Linked DNA regions of Homo sapiens: region 1 is linked to region 2. Evidence: chromatin loops called from intact Hi-C (ENCODE). Cell type or tissue: MCF 10A. All regions are shown on one strand. Each heading gives the region's core, and the rest is flanking DNA. Links, peaks and the distances in the headings are about the cores only.

Region 1 (10,261 bases), core at 1,134-9,133, 870 kb after region 2:
TGAGAGACACACAGCTTGGGTCTCTCAGAAATTTAAGGATATTTTATAGGAGGTTGAGGTTCTGTGTGGCGAGATAGAGAAAGAGCTATAATTTGAGTTACTATGATTGTTATCCCATCCACATCACAGGCTGTGGGCCCTGCGGAAACGTGTCAGACCAAAAAATTGAATAATTGGGGTGATTGCTGTGTCAGCTGATCAGGCTATGATGAAGCTGAACTACAGCTGAATTATATGCAAAAGCCTTTGCATATAATTGCATATGTGTTCAATTGCTTCTACGGTCTGTGGAACAACAGTTTTCAGCATTTAACTCCAGATTCTGGCGGGCAAAGAGGTGTCACAAGCAATTCCCAGAATCTGTTTATGCATCAAAGAAACAGATTAAATAAGTGAATTTAATTAATAACAGCTTGCATACACCACTATTTTTCAAATATATATTGAATTGGCATGGAAATGAACATTCATCCACCACAATCACTGAAATAATAGTAAATTTTTGTTACTAAGCATTTTCTTAACCAACTAATGCTGGAAGAATAATCTTTGGAGTCAGAAACAATTTTTGACAAAATTTTGGAAATATCGGAATGAACCCAACCTCCTGTTCTACTCTCCCCTGCTTGTAATCTGATTGGCTAAAGGCTGGAAATAATAGACACATAGAAACTACCCAGCTCAGGTCTTTTTAAGTAGTTTCCAAGGCAAGGCAAACATAATGCCTAACTCTAGGCATCACTGAGAACCTTGACATTAATCTATAAATCTTCTATGCTCAAATACACAGGTTGTTACAATCTACCCGGGATCCAGGGACTCTACCACTTTCAGGAGGTAGAAAAGCCTGCATACCAAAACCCTTCCTTTGCCCTAAAATTACATTTGTAGACATAAAACACAAGTTTGTTCAAAAGGTGTTTTACTCCCAAAATATTTGAATGGCAATTCTTACAGATATAATCTATGTGCCTCTTTGAATATGCCAAGATTGTCTTTATAATTTCTAGAAAATAAGTGCCAATGTCAATATTATTAACCTATTATCAAAGGTATGAATATAATGATTTTTAAATTGTGATTAAATGTTGAAGTACCTGGAACTAATTAAAATGTGAGTAACTATAATGCTAAGTACCTTTACAATATGTATTTTATTTTGTACCAGAGTAAGGACATGAAATTGACTCTCAGATTTAAAAATATTTTTTTCCATTCTCCCTCATTTCATGAAACAAAGCAATCTAAATAGACTTTAAGATAGTTTCATGTTGCTTTGAATAATTTAATGGCCAAATATTTTTTCCCAGTCTTTTATCCCCGGGGTAGTGTTTTTCCTTTGAGCTCCTTATCTAATTGCTGTAAATGACAATATGAATTATGTGCAGAGAGCAGTAAGAAAAGAAAACTCACTATATGCAGTCTGATATTTGGCTGATACACATCCACATAGCTGCCCTGATGGCTAAGAAAGTCTTGGGTGTTGGTTGGTAAACAGCCACCCCACTGGTCCCTCACTCAGGACTCTGGGCCTCTCTTCAGTCTAGAAAGTAAGTGGTCCTTTAGGCACTTAGAAGGCCTGAAGGACCTCATATGTCACAGAGATTATCAGATATCACCACCGGCTGCACAAATCTTATTTAACCGCTTCTAACTCCAAACTGATAATTTTGGATAAAAGGTAATGAAAAATTGAAAAAAAAAAAAAAAAAAGGCCCAACATCATAGCAATGCTGGAAAGAAAGAATAGGAAATTTCTAGGTGAAAAAAACAGAAAGAGATCTTCAACTGATACCAAAGTCCTTTGGGTAATACCAAATTGGTGCCAGTTGGCACGCAGAGATTAGGAAGTGACTGTCCATTTCAGGCCAGAAGAGGCGGCCTGAGTCCTCACACAGGAAGGCATCAGAAACCAAGATCACGGCCGAAAGCAGGTCACCGGAAGGGCTGCCTCTTTTGTGGAAATTTTTGTCCATTATCCAGGGGAGAGGCAGGGAAGCCTGTTGTTTTTTAGGTGTTCTGATAGAAGCGTCTCCTGCGAGAAATTTTAACTCCAAGCCTCTTCAACATGCAGATGTGGGGATCAAACTTAAAATATTTACTTATGATATGGACAATCTCATTCCAATTCATGAGACACTCATGTCAGTCCTGTGAAACAACTGGAGCTGGCAGGGAAAGAAAAGGTAAAACCAAACCTCTAGAATCATGTCCATAACCCAGGCACAAGGGATATTCCTCACCCTCGGGAACCCCACAGCAACAACAACAAAACTGTAAATGATGAAAGCAAATCATTCACAAGTGAGAGGGAGTGATCAGATGAAAAGAAAAGATGAATTAGCATCTGAAGTCATTGACATAATGTAAGGCTAAGAAAGAAATGAGAAAATAACTTCAGTTAAAATAACTAAAGCGATAAAACAAATGATAGAAAGAACACACCCATCTAGAAAAGAATGGGTGGATCTAAGAAACCAAATAGAACCTTATAAGTGAAAATTATAGTCATTGAAATAAAAAGCAAATGAGCTTAATAGCAGATCAGGCAACAGGTAGGAAGAACTGTAATTTAAAAGGGATATTTAAGGAAGTCATCCAGAATGCAGCATAGTGAAATGAAAAAGTAATAATAGATGAAATAGAGCCAAATAGCTATAAAAAAAAAAAACATCAAACAAAAGTTCTGGAAAGAGAGAGTAGAGAATGAGGAAGAGGTGGTATTGAGTGATAAGGACTGTGGGTATTTCTGAATTTAAAGACACGAGTTTTCAGATTATAGAAGTGAACTCTGATGGAGGGATACACATGATCTCATACGTGGCTAGTAGGAGTAAATATTTCCAAACTCCTTTGAGAGTTATTTGTAACATCTAAATTTTTGATTCCACCTCCCATTCCCATTCTCGCAGTCTTCTGAAGCTCGGGGAATGGTTACACCATCTTTCCAGTTATTCAGCCTGATAACCATGAATAAATAATTGATTTCTCTTTCTCACACCCGGTATTCAATTCATCTGGAAATTCAGATGGGTCTATCCTCAAAATATATCCAGAATCTAACCACTTGCCAACACAAACACTGATACCTCTTTGTTTTGAGATGCCATTAACTGTTGCCTGGGAGACTGTAATACTCTCCTCATAGACTTCTCTAATTCTACCCTATTTCCAACACAGCAGCCCCAGTGAAATTTCAGAAGAAGAGATATGCCATGTCACTCCTCTGCCACACTAAACTGACCTTGAGGGCTGGCTACCACGGGGACTTTGTGCTGTTTCCTGATATCTGCCTAGCTCACTTCACCTTTGTGGAGTCTTTGCACAAATTTACCTTTTCAATGAGTCCACCCTATCATAAAATTGCAGTCTTATCACCATATCCTGCCATGAGATTCACAATTCCCTTTACCCTGCTTTAATTTTCTGTAACACATACTATTTTCTATTATGTTATATAGTTTATTTATTATGGTTATTATTTATTACCTGTGTTCTCCTAACAGCATATGTACTGCACCGGACTGGAACTTTTTTTTCAGTAGAGCAGGATTCAATGCGTAGTAAATACTCAATAGATAACTGATTGAATCAGTGATTCTGGCGAAGCTAAATATGTGTACACTGTATGAGTTGGTTTAGAGGACATCTGTATTTTCTTGTATGTTTGAAATATTCCTTTAGTAAAGCAAGCTGAAATTTCCTAAGTAAAAAAATATTTTAATGTTCAGATCATGAAGAAAAGGGAGATTGGCACTATTTATTTTATATTCTAAAGGGACAGACCAACTTTACATTATAAAAAACAAGACACTTTGTGTATGCAGAGATGCTATATTTTCATTGAGCATACTTCAAAGTTATTATTATCACTGTTATTTTTTATTGATGGATTCGCTTCAAAATAGTGCAGCAAAAATCCCGAAGGAATCTAAGCTAGAACATAAAGAACATGTGCATAAAGCGTGCATTTCTGCTTAAATTCCTCCAGCTTTCAGTGTTTCTCCACTCAGTCAATTGCTTGTCACGATATTTTGAAAGTCTTTATTATGGAGACCAGGGCAAAAGAAATGAATATTTAGAATATAATTTAAAGCAATGAAATGAAATAGTGGTTGTTGAAGAACACTAGCTTTAATAAAAGGACTAAAATAAAACCAAGGCCCTAAAAGATTCACCCTGGAGGAGGCAGCGGACACCTCTCCGCCTTGGGGTTCTCTCATCAAGCGGTATTCTCCACTCACCCTGGCCCCTGCCATGTGCTGAGCGCCCCGCACCCCAACCCCTTATATAGCTGTCCAACAATAGACACATTCTTCCCCTTAGTTCAGCTGAGATGATTGGAGCTTTTAAAACTAAGAGAAAGAAGTGGAGAAATAAACAGATCACGGAAGAGGTCCAGAAAACAATTTTGTTTTGCTTTTAGGGCACAAGTTTCCGATCTTACCGTTTTGCCCTCTCTCCAAGGTTCACAGGCACGCCTGACTGTACTGAAACACCGACAGGCTGATCACAGCCACAGCTCTTTCTCTGCGGTTCTTATTTATATCTTCCTGGCCTGTTTCCCATGGAGGACATCACTCTGAAATCTCCAGGAGCTTTTCCTAGGAATCCTACCACCTTTTTGGTGAACAGACAGGCTACACGCCGATTCTAGAGCACACTCAAGTGGCTGATACCAGAAACGAGTTCCCGGCATTCTTACACAGAGACACATACCTTCCTTCCTGCAGGACTAGGATTATAACCATATCTTAGTATAAGAAAATTCTAGAAAGTGTATAGAACAATAATAATAAGGAGAGGATTTTTCTTTCATGGGTAGAAACAAATTTTCTTTTATACTTTAAGTATGAAAAAGTGCACAAGATTACTGTTATAATTATTATCTTCATTTAATCCATGCCATCTTTTTTTTTCTTACATTACTTATTAACCCCTAGAAAATAGAGTTGTCTTTATAGCATGTTCTAAAAATGCAGACTGAAGCAAAAGAAATTCTGTTCTTTAGTGCTAACGTACAATTTCCAGCAAAAAACTAGGACAATGTACCATTTATGTTTTATATTGCAGTAGGACTTTGAGCCTTTTCCAAAAGCCCTTTCACAAAATTGATAGATTATTCTTCCTATTAAAAGAGTCTTTTATTCTGGGTGCCAGACCTAGTTCTTAGGGTTGAAATATTGCTTTAGCTTTTTTGCGACCACAGTGGCATTTCACTGCTGAATAAAGTTACAAATTGTGTACCTAATTCTCCAGGGCACAAGAAACTCTCAAAGGGCTCGAAATGGGCACGAGGTGGGGGATGCATTTGTTTGTTATTCCTAAATAGACTGAGGAAGAGTCCATGAACTCATGAAAATTTCTATCAGGCTGTATGCTGTGTATAAAAAGGAGCATTAGGTTGGAAATACGAGTTTTAGGCCTTTATCGGCTACTAAGTGATACTGTCACTTTAACAGTGGACAACGAAAAGTGAACATATAATAATGACAATTTATTGAGTGTTTTGTAAATATCATATGCTTGTTGTGTATTATCTCTGATCCCCTTGACTATTCTGCAAAGTAGGAATTATTGTCTTTGTTTTAAAATAAGAAAATTGAAGGAGGGTATAGAGATGAATTAATTAGTACAGTTGGTAAGAGATGTGGTTAGAATTAGAATACAGAGCTTTCTAAAGGTTACGATTTTCTGGAGTATTATGACGTGCCCCAAATGACTTTAACTTTCTACATCTTGGTTTTCTCATCTATATAATAAAGACATCTGATAACATGACAGCTAAGGCTCCTTCTAGGTATAAAACGTTATAATGTCTAGAATATAAGCTTAGCCACATGTAGCAGCAAGCATGAAATCAAACTAGCTTAGTTCCACATTAAGATCTACTTGAAATTACTTATTCATACAACCAGAGCCAAGGTATGATAAAAACTGAGAATCGGCAAGGGGTGAAACTGTTGTGTGGCCCAGCTGCTATCCTCAGTGGCTTGGTGATATAGGAAGGGCCACAGAGCCTTGGATGGAAAAGGGAGGAGCTAATTCAGAGGCATCTCTTCAGGCTCACCTGAAAATCACATCTTAAGTGGGGTCATGGTCTCTTCACTGGGGATGGAGGCAGCTTGAAGAGACTTTTAAAACTTTCCACTCTGGGAGAAAGATGACTGGGGCAACTGAGCAGCCAGGTTCAAGACTGAAAGTCACATTGGCATTCATCAGAGTTCACATATTTTTTCCTCCAAGCTTGTTCTAAGGTCTTCTGAACTCAATTTATAGTAAAGAATTCAAGAAAGTTCTCAGCTTTTGTAGTAGTGCCAGGGTGTGAAGCAGCACTGGGGCAAAGAAATAGGCTTAGAAGGAAGAAGTTAGCAAAAGGCCTTCGTGCAGTCATGATCACGTCTGTCCTCATGTTCTTTATTCCTCTTTTGTTCATCCCCTGCATCCAATGCATGTGTCCTGTTCAATGTCCTTCCCATATGGATGTAGAATTCTCCCACTTCAATCGTCACTCTTCCTACGATGGCTAAGCTACCATCAGCCTAGATGCCCTGCCCCTCTTCTTCCCTCGCTAGGAATCATCTTCTTGCAGAAGTTGTACTTTAAAGTATAAACTGGGTCATGCCTCTCTCCTGTTTAAAGCCCACTAATGGTTTCTCAATGCACTTAGCATCAAAAGCAAACTCTTCCTCTTGGCCTAGGAGGCCCTCCATAGTCTGGGAAGGCCACCTTGCTAATCCCATCTCAGGCTACCTCCTCTACTGACAGCTTTGCAGCCACCTTGGCCTTCCTTCTCTTCTCTGGATGGTCCAAGTTTTCTCCACTGTCAGAGCTTTGCACACGCTGGTGCTTTCGCTTAGAATGCTCCCATACCTGCTTTGCCCAGGGCCACCTCCTTCTTATCCTGCAGATCACAGGTTAGGTGGCATCTCTTCAAAAATTTCTATTCTGGCCACTGTATGTAATTAGATGGCATTCTCCCCACTTGTTACCTCTTTACAACAACACACTGCTTGCTTTCTTCACAGTGCTTATTGCAAATTGTTTTATTATTTATGAAAGCTTCGTGGGGGGCAGGAAACATTGTTTTCTTTTCCCCCTTTGCGCCTAGAGCCTAGCATGGGGCCTTGGTAATTATAGGGGCCTGCTGCTCTCCCCTTCTGCTTGTTTTAGTCCTGGGCTTTCCTTGGGTCTTGGTTTAAAGCTCACTTCCTCAGGGAGGTCTTTCCTGTCCCCTAGATTAAGCCAGATAGGTCCTCTGCTCTTCGTTTCCATAATTTCCTGTCAATCTCAGCCATAACGCTCAACACATTTCACTGCCATTATTGTTTGTGTTTGTCTTCCCTGCTATTCTCTAAGACTATTACTCATGGTGACAAAGACTGTCTTGTTCACCCCCAGATGGCTGGCACCAACATCTTGCACCAACATAGGACAAAATCAGGAAATGATGAATAGAAAGAAATGGTTATTGAAAGAGTGTGAAGGGTAGGCGAAAGAGATGACTCACAATTTCTACAAAGTAATTAACTAATTAATTAATTCAAATATTACCTATCAGCCACTCTCACATCTGATTCCTTTTCTTTTGATGGAGTCTCACCCTGTCGCCCAGGCTGGAGGGCAGTGGTGCAGTCTTGGCTCACTGCAACCTCTGCCTCCCAAGTTCAAGCAATTCTCCTGTCTCAGCCTCCCGAGTAGCTGGGACGACAGGCACACACCACCATGCCCAGCTTATTTTTTTTGTATTTTTAGTAGAGACGGGGTTTCACCACATTGGTCAGGCTGGTCTCGAACTCCTGACCTCAGGTGATCCACCCACCTTGGCCTCCCAAAGTGCTAGGATTACAGGTGTGAGCCACTGCATCCAGCCCTGATTCTTAATTATGCAAAATAAAGCACTCAGCACTGAGCAACATTCATTAATCCCGTAATAAATATCTATTTACAAATATGAACGGAGTACCTATTATGTGCCAAGCTAGAGTTACATAGCTTGGATATGAACAAGGATATGAAGATTTATGCTATGAGGTAAATAGGATACATGACAGATGAATGATATAAAACAAATGCATTCGGAACCCAGATCTGGAAAGCGACTATAATGGAAATGAGGTTTGTCTGAGGCTTCAAGAATAGGGGAGATTTCCATAAGGCCCGATGTCGGTAGAGTGCGCTTCAAGAAAATGGAAAGGCATCGGTGCAGAGGAGGGAAACCCTGAGATGGACATGAGGCTTGGCTGGGATTCGAGAGTTTTGCAGACCACTGGGAGGTAAGTTTGGAAGGCCTGGTAAAGGCACAGGATCCAGGAGTGCCCGGCATGCAGAGATGAGCCATGTGGGCTTGTATCCAATAGAGAGAGGTCACCTCTTGGCAGCTTTGAGAGTGAAGAGTGGCATGATTGTGGGTGCTTAAGGGGACAAGTGCCATAGTGATGCCCGGTAGCTGGGCAGAGAGAGACTAGACTGAATTAGCAAGGCTTTATTTTCAGGCATAAGGTAGCAAGGACATCCTCTAGAAAGTAGCAACAGAAATAGAAAACAAAAGAGGAATGAGAGTTTCTGCAAAAGAAGAACTAGCCTAGCAGGCTATGGTGGCTTATAGCTCTAGGGACAGAGCTCAGAGCTTAAGGTGGAGATGAAACGATTACGTTCTTCACATTGTAAAGAAGTTGTAATGTTTGTCTCATCTTCCTTATTTATAAAATGACACTAATAATTCTACAGACTTCTTTTCTGGGAATACTATTGCCTTTTGAAAACAATCACAAATGTTTTTAGTTCCATAGAGATACAGGTGTTATTATTAATAAACTGTCTTTTGAATTATACTTCATTTTGCATATCTTGAAAATTACAATAAAACAAGTTGAAAATTAAATGTCAATAAAATGACTGTGAGTTTCCTAATTCACTATGTGTGAGCCATGTGTAATTCAGAAGTTTTCTTCAAAGATTAGAGGAAGTCCTTGGATAAATTTCTCAGGGAAGAAGCAGAATCCAACAAAGTCTTTTCTGGTTAATCAAAATATAGAGTTTAAGCAAATTAAATAGACAAGCTAGCATCATATCAACTTAAAACAATTTTTTTCATTAAAAAATCAACATGTTATGTCTCATGTCAGTTTTCCTTCTGAATAAATGTGAATTAAAATGCAAAATTTAGTCCCTTCTTTTCTAGTACTCGAACACTAGGATCTTAATAATTTTTGAAAACAAAAATTCCACTAATCTTATGCCATTAGACACCACATTCTTTCTATTGTTAGAGTTTAAAAAATAAAGAAAAAAGAAAAAGAATTGACCTAATATGACCTCTTTCTCATAAATTATATTAAAATTTGAAGTTATGCTAAAAATCCTTTTTTAAGCATTGGTCCATCTTTTATTTACTGTGTTTGATAGTAGGCAAATCACTTATTTTCTCATTCCAGTCCCATCCATAACAATAATTTAAAACCAGCTAATAAACATTATGGCTTGTTAGAACTGCTACCGATTAAATCTTAAGTGTCTAATACATACAAATATAAACAGAATGTAATTAGAGCTATTTAAAGAACCCATTTTTAACTTAGATTAACCATACTTTCCATTTGCTGAGGATAAACACTCATAAATGAAACCCATTGCTGAGCAAGAAGCAATTACTTCAGTTTAAAATATTAATATGCACCGCCTTTTAAAAAGCCATGGAAAATCATTTATGTAGTGCACTGTACAGACTCAAGTCATACTCAAAAGGAAGAATGGGATAGCAATGTGAGTCCTAATCGAGAAGCAATCAACTGAGGTATGGCATGTCCTTACCCTCTATCAGGTCCATTAAACTCTTCACTTCAATTAGCGCATTGTCCAACATCATATTCCTATGTATGTTTAAGTGTGATTTAAAAGCGCGCGCACACACACACACACACACACACACACAGAAAGGGGAATTTTACTATAGAAAAATCAATTTAATCAAACTGTTTCTAGAAATAATAGAGACACATTGATAACCTAATAACTGATTTGAGCATATTAAATAAAGATAGCCAGGAAGAGAAGGAAATGCAGACATCCCATACACCTTAATTTCACATTTCTCACCTAAAAATACACAAAAAATCTATTGAGTCTGATTGAATGCAACTAACTATTCAATTCTACAATATTTCTTGTGATATCGTAGGCTGACTAAAAAGCTTGGTTTGGGCTAGAATTAAATTCAGTGTAGTTAAATGCCTGCATTTTTAGTTGCTGATACTAAACC
Region 2 (10,261 bases), core at 1,553-9,552:
AGAAGGTGCCTTGCTTTCCCATCCCCTTCTGCCATGATTGTAAGTTCCCTGAGGCCTCCCAGCCATGCCGAACTGTAAGTAAATTAAACCTCTTTCCTTTATAAATTACCCCATCTTGGCCAATACTTTTTTTTTTTTTTTTTGAGACGGAGTCTCTCTCTGTCGCCCAGGCTGGAGTGCAGTGGCGCGATCTCGGCTCACTGCAAGCTCCGCCTCCCAGGTTAACGCCATTCTCCTGCCTCAGCCTCCCGAGTAGCTGGGACTACAGGCGCCTGCCACCATGCCCGGTGAATCTTTTTGTATCTTTAGTAGAGACAGGATTTCACCGTGGTCGCCAGGATAGTCTCGATCTCCTGACCTCATGATCTGCCTGCCTTGGCCTCCCAAAGTGCTGGGATTACAGGTGTGAGCCACCATGCCCGGCCAGCCAACACTTTATAGCAGTATGCAAAGGGACTAATGCAGTAAATTGGTACCACAGAGAGTGGTGTGCTGCTATAAAGATACCTGAAAATGTGGAAGTGACTTTAGAACTGGGTAACAGGCAGAGGTTGGAACAATTTGGAAGATTCAGAAGAAGGAAGGAAAATGTGGGAAAGTTTGAAACTTGCTAGAGATTTGTTGAATGGCTTTGACCAAAATGCTGATAGTGATATGGACAATGAAATCCAGGCTGAGGTGGTCTCAGATGGAGATGAGGAACTTTTTGGGAACTGGAATAAAGATGATTCTTGTTCTGCTTTAGCAAAGAGACTGGTGGCATTTTGCCCCTGCTCTAGAATTATGTGGAACTTTGAGCTTGAGAGAGATGATTTAGGGTATCTGGTGGAAGAAATTTCTAAGCAGTAAAGCATTCAAGAGATGACTTGGGTGCTCTTAAAGGCATTCGGTTGTATACATTCACAAAGAGATGGTTGGGAATTGGAACTAATGTTTAAAAGGGAAGCAGAGCATAAAAATTTGGAAAATTGGCAGCCTGACGATGTGATAGAAAAGAAAAACACATTTTCTGAGGTGAATTCAAGCTGGCTGCAGAAACTTGCATAAGTAATGAAAAGCCAAATGTTAATCGCCAAGACAATGGGGAACATGTCTCCAGGGCATGTAAGAGGTCTTCACAGCAGCCCCTCCCATCACAGGCCTGGAGGTCTAGGAGATAAAAATGGTTTTGTGGGCTGGGCTTGCTGCTTTGTGCAGTCTCAGGACTTGGTGCCCTGCATCCCAGCTGTGGCTAAAAGGGGCTGATGTACAGCTCAGGCCATTGCTTCAAAGGGTGCAAGCCCCAAGACTTGGCAGCTTACACGTGGTATTGGGCCTGAAGTTGCACAGAAATCAAGAATTGAGGTTTGGGAACCTCCACCTAGATTTCAGAGGATGTATGGAAATGCCTGGATGTCCAGGCAGAAGTTTGCTGCAGGGGTAGAGCCTTCATGGAGAACCTCTGCTAGGTTAGTGCAGAAGTGAAATGTGGGGTCAGAGCCCCCACACAGAGTCCCCACTGGGCATTGCCTAGAGGAGCTGTGAGTAGAGGGCTGCCATCCTCCAGACCCCAGAATGGTAGATCTACCGACAGCTTGCACCATGCACCTGGAAAAGCTGCAGACACTCAATACCAGCCCATGAAAGCAGCCAGAGGGGCATGTACCCTGCAGAACCACAGGGGTGGAGCTGCCCAAAGCTGTGGAAGCCCACCCATTGCATCAGAGTGACCTGGATGTGAGACATGGAGTCAAAGGAGATCATTTCAGAGCTTTAAGATTTACTGCCCTGCTGGATTTCAGACTCATATGGGGCCTGTAGCCCCTTCATTCTGGGCAATTTCTCCAATTTGGAATGGATGTATTTATCCCATGTCTGTACCCCCATTGTATCTAGGAAGTAACTAACTTGTTTTTGATTTTATAGGCTCACAGGCAGAAGGGACTTGCCTTGTCTCAGATGAGACTTTGGAGTTGGACTTTTGAGTTAATGCTGGAATGAGTTAAGACTTTAAGGGACTGTTGGGAAGGCCTGTTTGTTTTGAAATGTGAGAACATGAGATTTGGGAGAGGCCAGGGGTGGAATGATATGGTTTGGCTCTGTGTCCCCACCCAAATCTCATCTTGAATTGTAATCCCCATAATCCCCAGGTTTTGAGGGAGGGACCTGGTGGGAAGTGACTGGATCATGGGGGTGGTTTCCCCCATGCTGCTCTCATGAAAGTGAGTGAGTTCTCACAAGATCTGATGGTTTTATAAGTGTTTGACAGTTCCTTCTATGTATGCATTCTCTCTCTCTCCTGTCGCCATGTCAAACATGCCTCTTCCCTTTCCACCATGATTTTAAGTTTTCTGAGGCCTCTGAAGCCATGTGGAACTGTGAGTCAATTAAGCCTCTTTCCTTTATAAATTATCCAGTCTTGGGTATTTCCTTACAGCAATATGAGAACGAACTAATACAGTGTGTGTGTGGTGAGTGTGTATGTGTTGTGTGTGTATGTGGTGAGGGTGTGTGGTGGGTGTGGTGATAGGGAGTGTGCATGGTGAGTGTATTTGTGTGTGGTGATGGTGTGTGCGTGTGTCGTATGTATGTGGTGAGGGTGTGTGTGTGTGGTATGTATGTGGTGAGGGTGTGTCTGTGTAGTGATGGTATGTGTGTGTGCTGTGTGTTGGTGTGTGTGGTGAGGGTGTGTATGTGTGTTGTGATAGCATATGTGTGTGGTGTATGTGTGTTTGTATGGTGTGTGTGTGTGTTTGTATGGTGTGTGTGTGGTGATGGTATGTGTTGGTAAGTGTGTGGTGAGATGGTGTGTGATTGTGTGGTGTGCATGTGTGTTGTGCATATTTGTGTGGGGTCTGTGTGTGTGTGGTGTATGTGTGTGGTGAGGAGGTGTGTGTAGTGATGTGTGTGTGTGTTGTGAGGGCGTGTGTGTTGTGTGGTGAGAGTGTGTGTGTGTATGTGATGGTGTGTGTGGTGTGTATCTGATATGTGTGTATGTGGTGTGTGTGTATGTGGTGTGTGTGGTGGTGTGTGTGTGTGTGGTGTGAGTGTGTATGGTGAGGGTGTAAAGTAAGCAGTGCTCCCCCTGGAGGGCCCTCTCGGGGATGCTCCTGCCCTGCCTGCATTCCACCTGTCCCTGCCCAGGATCCCTGGGAAGGTGTGGGGGTGGTGACAGACTCAGGGTTGGGTCATGGCCCTGGCTCTCACAAGTGACTGTGGGCAGAAGTAGAAAGGATCCTTGTCTTTTTGTGGGGCTGGGGGACTATGAAATGGCAGGGCAAAACCACCAATATGGGGTGGTTTTTACTGTGAGGCAGAACCCTTTCACTTGCCTTGGCACTGGACTTGGCCTGTTTTCAGGGGGCCACCATTTTGGGCACCCTCACTGCCAGGGTCTTGAACTTGATGACCAGCGAGGCCTGATGCCGCCAGGGACCAGGCAGGGCCCAGGAGGGAGAACTGGTGAGGCGTGCCCTTGGGGTTCAGTCCAGTTCTAGCCTTTAAGGCTGCCAGAAAAAGGGGGACAACATTGGGCACCATCAGGCATGGACCCAGGGACCCTGTGCTGTCTCCTCTGCCCACTTCCTTCCTCCTCGAGTTTCCTTTTCTGGAGCAGGGCAAAGCATGGGATGCTGGCAGGGCTGTGTTTGCAGGTTGCCATGCTCCGTGTCATTTCCTGTGCGGTTACAAATACTCACGCCCGAGAGTCAGGCTGCATCATCTTCAAACGGCGAGCAGTGAGCTCTGGGGTGGGGACAGGGCAGCTACTAGGCTCTGTCCTGCAGGAAGTGTGAGGAGGTGCCAGGGAGCCCTGCTCGCCACTTCCCTCCCTGGTGGGTGGGGGCTGCAGGGAGAGCAACCCCCTTCCCGTCCTGGGGCCTCTTCATGTGGCTGAGCTTTGTGGCTGGGGTTCCCGCAGCTCGGGGACTTTCCCAGGAGATGGTGAAAGACGTCTGGGTGGTAGCCTTGATATCACCATGGGCTCTTTCTTCTAGCTTTTTCTGTCCACACACATACACATGCACACACACATGCACAAACACACATGCACACACACGCACATGCACACATGCACACATGCCTGCACACACGCACATGCACACACATGCGTGCACATGCACACACCCACAGCACGTGCACACATATGCAAACACACACATACACATACGTGCACACTCACATGCATACACTCACACATGCACACACACGTTATGTACACACATCCACACACGCACACCCCCACATGCACACGTGCACACATACGCAAACACACATACACATACGTGCACACTCACATGCATACACTCACACATGTGCGCGCACATTACGTACTCACATCCACACGCACACACCCACCCACATGTGCGTGCACACACACATACACAAAGGCACACATACACGTGTGCACACTCACATGCATATACTCACACACGTGCACACACCCCACACATATGCACACGCACACACACACAGAAATGCACACATACACGCACTTGCAGGCACACACGCACATGCACACACACATGCACACATGCGTACACAGATGCGTGTGTGTGTGCACACACATGCAGCGTCTTGGCACGGGAAGTGGGGAGGGGCGGCTGGGGACCAAGGTCTGGGTTCACTGTAAAGATGGGGAAACCAAGGCGCAGAGGCCAGTGGTCATCTCCGTCTCGGCAGAGCCAGCCTGAGGGGGTCTCCCACGCTGGGCTCCTCCCGGCTTCGCTGCTTCTCCAGGGAGTTGCTAAGTGTGATTAACTGGAGCACTAATTGGCAGAGGCCGCAGAAAGAGCCTGAGTGGTGGCGAGGCGAGTCCTGTTGCCCTTTGATTTACAAGAGCCCGGGAGCCTGCCGTCCGCCGTGTAACAGGCGCGAGAGGAACCGGCAGGCAGCCGCCTCGGAAAAGGCCAGAGCCTGGCTCCGGCGCCTCTCGCAGGCAGCGCCATGGGGTGGCGGAGTGGGAGCCAGGGCGAGGGACTCAGGTCGGGAGCAGATGCATGGGGCCTCCCGATCTGGGACTGCCAGCCTGTGCTTACGACCCAAGAACTTGTGTTTAGGACCGGGTTCCCGAGCAGCCCCAGAGCCAGACAGAGTTGTCACAGCAGGCGAGGCGCTCGCTGCTGCCGGTGGAGAGCCCCTGCCTCTGGCTTCGGCAGAGGCCCAGGGCGGGAAGCAACCTGGCTGAAGGCCACAGGCGGTGGGGGCAGCATCCGCAAACCCGGGGCTCCAGACCTGGTGCAATATTTCTCCTAGTGCCACAGCCCACAGCCTCCTTGGTGATATATGTGTGTGTGTGTGTGTGTGTGTGTGTGTGTCTGTGTGTGTGTGTGTGTGTGACAGAGAGAGAGAGAGAGACAGATATCTCACTCCGGGCCTCCTGGTCATCCCGGCTCCCAGTGGGCAGGGGAGCGCTTTGCCCTCCTGGTGAGTGGGGAGGAACGAACTGGGCATGGGCACGCTGGGCTCCAGCTCAGGGAGCAGGGCCTCTCCCGTCATCCTGCCACTGCTGCCAGCGCCTGGCTGATCTATCTTGGTGTCCCGTTAGTGGCCCTTTGGGATTTCCCATGCAGCTGTGCCTGCTGCTTCCCAACCCGGCCTTTATCTAGGTGATATTTTGGCTTTCCTGAGCCATCTCCGGCCTTACTCATTTCAGCGAGAACCCGGGTAGGAAAAAGGGCCTATATATTGGCCTCCCAAAATGCCAGCGGGCTCACTCACGGCCGGTTTCTGAAGGCAGGACACCAGCAAACAGGCTGCTATATGAGATTAGCATCCATTGGCTTCTCTGGGCGACAACCCAGGGGCAAAAGGTTGAATCCCTCCCCACTTCTGCGCCGCGGTGGCTTTCGTGGCTGCCGCAGGCTTGGGTAGAGGAGGGAGACTGGATGTCACCGCTGCAGGGAGGCCAGGCCGAGGCGGCTGGGGAGCTGCGGGGAAGCGGGAGGGGGGGCGGCTTTCGCTCTTCCAGGCTGTCACTCCAGCACGTTCCGTGAGAGCCCAGCTCCCTCAGAAATAAAAATGCCACTCTGAATTTAAGTGATCCGTTCTTCCGGGACATTCTTTCCAGCGACAGGACTGTTAACATGAAAAGTAAAAGGGAAACAATATGATAGTTCAGAAATCACTGTTTTCAGGCGCTGCGGAACTCAGCCCGCGGACGATTCCCGGGAGGAAGGGCCTTATTTCGATCTGTGAGTGAGAGCAACGCGGCATGACAGTGTCTGCTCGACGTGCAGGGAAATCTTACCCGAGCCACTTTGGCAGGGCCCAGGCCTCGGTGCGGCGGTGCTGAAGCAGAAGTCTCCGCTTTAAGTGTGAAACTCGGAGGGCAGAGCAGAGGTGGGGAAGAGAGGGTCAGAGAGCCGGCCCCGCCGCGGTTGGGGTGGAGAGTGGCGAGCGGCGAGCGGCGGCGCCTTCTCTTCGGTTTCACCTCGGTTTCTGGCCCGGGAACTGCCCTTTTGGCGTGCAGGACTTTCCCTACCACAGCCGCGCGTCACTAGGGGGCGCCGGAGCCCTTCCTGAAATCGCCGCCATCCCCTGCAGGGCCCGCCCGGGGATGCAGGAGGGGGCGTCCCAGGACCCCTGCCCACGGGGCCGCCGGATGTTGGGACGGCTTTTCCATGTCCGCAGAAGCCGAGTCCCAGGAACCCCAGGGGAAGGCCAGAGGGAAGCCCCAGATGAGGGAGGACTCAGGGAAGGGTGTCGTCTTCCTCTCGCTACCTCCCGTTCTCTGCCTTGGGTCACCTCTGTGTTCTGCAGTGACCTGTCACCTGTCAATGCTCCAGACTGAAGTTAAACGCCAGGCTTGATTTTTTTTTTTTTTTTTTTTTTTTGAGCTTGGAAATCATGTCATAGCTGAATAAAGATATTTTACAATCTGCTTGTTCGTTACCTTTTGTCAATAAATTAAGAAACTGGGGATGACAGACTGGCTCTAGGTCCTTTTGAGATCCTGAGTCATCAACGTCGCCCTGGCCCACCGAGGGAGCCCTATGGCATTCCTTCCAAGCCTTAAAGGACAGAGAGGGTTAGATTCAACCTGACCCATTGCAACGAGAGAGAGCGAGAGAGAGAGAGAGAGAGAGCGAGCATCGTGGATGCAAAGATAGTTCTGGGGACGATTTTTGCAGAATTTTCTCTGGAACAGGCAGACTAGACTTTCCCTAGTGTTCGTGTGGGAGGAAGGTGTGGGATGGGGCAGTCTCCAGCCTACGGTCATTAACCACGGTGCAGAAGAACTCCAGGTTGAAGAGAGCCTGGTGAGCCTCCTCACCGACCTCCACTGAGCGCCCCATTTTCAGCCTTTCAGTCACGCCCGAGAATTTGTCATTTTAAGTCCTTGGGCATTTATGCTCCCCGCACTCTCCCCTGATAGAGTTCACTTGTGAACATTTTTAAAAATTCATTTTGACCCAGCGGACCGCTTGTAAATCCTGACAGTTGTGTGCAGCGAGCTATGCCATAGAGAAATGGCCGCTGTGGCTGGAATTCAGGAAATCTCTGCACACAGGTGGAAGAACGAGATTTCCCTGCATAATACAGGATGAATGCCTGTGGCCAGGGCTAAGCGTAGCTCACAATTCACCCTGTAAGCAGGGGGACTGTTACCAAGCCAGTCTCTTGCCCTAAAAGTGACAATTTATGCTTCTAATTTTAATTTTCCTGAGCTTAGATCCCAGAAGGATTTATTAAATTTGCTTTGAGGAACCCATTAACTCTAAACTGAATAATGATGTTACTCTAGGCTTAGAATCGGTTGATAGTAAATTCTCTATCCACGGGACTCTAGGAATCCCGTATTCCTCCACGACAGGATTCTAAGTCGGTTCATAAATGAAAAGGTTTACTCAATTTACCTAAAAGTTATTAGTAATTAACTAACATCAAGAGACCATTGCTTGCAGGGGTGGTGAACAGCAAATGAGAAGTCTGGCAAACAGAGGACATTCATTATGTGGCTTAAATGAGAAGGTAGAAAATTCAAATGGCTTATCAGTACCTGTTTGGTACTCTGGCTTAACTCTGTGGTTAAAATGGGTGATAATGAGTTATAACTCATTTTTATTTTATTTTTTCATGGGTCTAGTAGGATGTTCAAAGCCAGATGAATAACTTATGGAAAATCTAGGTAAACAGCCCAATGGTCTTTCTTTTGGAAATGATGGAGAGTCAAACTTGGCTTACCTACACAGAAGGGCGTGAGGAGCTAGAAATACTGGCAGGCAGAGGGGGCACTCAAGGCATCTGTTTTGTTTAGTGTCGGCGGATCGTTATAGAATGAAAAATGCTAGTCCTGGCTGTAAATGATGGCAGCTTTGGAAAGATCAAGTGCCCATGGGAAGGGGGGCGGTAAGGAGTATTTGCGGTATCTTCCCGGGGAGCGTTATGAGGAGGCTGTGATGTAGTGGAGGGTACTAGCAAAGGGAATCTCTGCTCACCTTAACTTAAGCCACTTCTGTGAACTTGGACAACTCATTTCTGTAATTCCATTCCACCTCCAGCTTCTGGAATGGGGATGCATTTTGTGGACTGGGATGCTGGAATCAGATCACTCCTTGAAGGAAAGTGGGAGGAAATTTGGGTATCTATGGAAGGGTGAGATCTTAATATGTTGCCCTTCGAGGCTTCCCAGGGGCAGACTCACCCCACTCTGCTGGAGATCAAATGATACCCACCCCGCCCCGGCCAGATGGGTGGTGGCAGTTCTTGGTCCAGGTGGACCTTGTCCTCCTCTGTACAACAGCAAGCGAGCGGCTGTGAGCACTGCCCGGGTGGTTTTACCCAGACAGAACATGATGTGGATCAGTGCCTTCTGGCTTCCTCTCTTGAATCCCTCCTTTCCAAAAGCACCTCGGACAGCTGATTTGCTGTCAGCAGGCGAGAGAAACAACTGCATTCAGGAGTAGCCCAGGGCAAAAGGAGAAAGAAAAGATGGTGAACGGAGTGAAGAGTGGGCACGGATAGGGAAAGCATCAACGGCATTCTTTCATTAAAAAACTTTTTTTTTTTTTTTTTTTAAGAGACTGGGTCTTGTGTCGCTCAGGCCGGAGAGCAGTGCTGCGATCATAGCTCGTTGTAACCTCCAGCTCCTCTCCTCATCTTTTCAAGCGCTTGAGGACTGGTCCTGATTTTGAAGTACTTACAGTCAGGTGCTGCCCTTCTGTTGCGGTCTGGCAGTTAGAACCCCATGCAACTGTTAGGATATGTGTGGTGAATGTAAAGACAAATTTCACGGGATGTGGCAGCAGCATATCCCATATTCAGATTATTTTTTCTAAGGTATAATTTTTACCGGCACCATTTTTATTTGCATTTGTTCAGACATTACTTTTAAGGAAAAGACTGTAGAGAAGGAAAGCAGTACTTCGCCTGTTTTTCTGGAATTCCGTTTTGATCATGTTAAAGTCTAATTCGAGGAGAAGAAAACAGACCAGTTTGCCAAGTGGAATGACCTGATTCTTGCTGGATCAACACGTTATGCAGTTGAGGTTGTCACTAGAAAGCAAGTGTGATGAAGTCTGCCTCTTCCGACTAAAATCAAAGCCCTGGCCTGCCGGCCAGAATTGCTGAACTAAGCATCTTCTAATCAGCCGGTCTATATGTAGATTTAGACATCTCCAGGAGGCTGCAAGCCTACCAGGCCCAAACTGATTATTCTAATCAAGTGTTTTAATTAAGCACACTTATTGCCAGGATCACAGGAATGAGGCCTGCTCTCAAGTAGTAATGGGTGGTATTTTTGTAAACTCTTCTTTACAGTTAGCGTGTTTGGCTTTGTGGGGGTGTGTTTACTGTTTTTCTAAAGTAGGCCATGGGAGAGTCCCCTGTGAAGTTCACTCTGCTGAGCCAGCAGTCTGGCCAATGGACAAAAAAAAAAAAAAAAAAGATACTACCAACTGGGTTGCAGATGAATCAATTCCCCAACAACTGCATCTATTTGCGTCCTCCACGTTAAACACAAAAGCAATGCTGGCTAGCCCAAGACTTGAAAAAATATAAAAACACACACACATTGGGTTGGCTTTTATTGGAATGCCTAGGTGCAATCTATAGTCATCAAGTTATGGAAAATTCAGGTCACATATAAAGTTAAGAAGGCAAATGAAAAGAACAATACAAATCAGACAAAATTTACATCTCAAAATATCATGAAAGCATTTTGACTGGCTTTGCCTAAAATACTTTGAATATCAATTTCTTTTTTGTAAGCTAATTCTTTTCATTATACAGTCCCCCACCCCCTCCCAACTCTTAGAAAAAGGTCTTTTGTTTACATATTCCC

The links. A loop is a pair of places that touch in the nucleus more often than their neighbours do. Peaks named below come from ENCODE experiments on the same cell type or tissue, not always from the same donor. Only the 100,000 strongest peaks of a DNase experiment are listed, where the experiment ranks them.
Region 1: it touches region 2 in a loop (20-fold over the local background); 2 of 110 quality-filtered maps call a loop at or near these places.

What each region holds. Positions count from the first base shown.
Region 1 is chr4:181,933,722-181,943,982 of GRCh38, reverse strand. It overlaps a transcript of TENM3 not described here. Among named protein-coding and RNA genes, the nearest start is that of TENM3-AS2, 110 kb to the right of the region's middle. In MCF 10A, for the core only: a CTCF peak has its summit at 4,675; no DNase peak of the experiment used is centred there.
Region 2 is chr4:182,802,751-182,813,011 of GRCh38, reverse strand. TENM3 (teneurin transmembrane protein 3) reads right to left here. Exons shown (of 28, transcript NM_001080477.4): 28 at 9,988-10,261. Among named protein-coding and RNA genes, the nearest start is that of DCTD, 110 kb to the left of the region's middle. RefSeq lists silencers at 3,047-3,166, 6,459-6,508, 6,529-6,618 and enhancers at 3,811-4,312, 4,441-5,379, 9,032-9,201. In MCF 10A, for the core only: a CTCF peak has its summit at 6,493 (motif pointing right); a DNase peak (open chromatin) is centred at 6,451.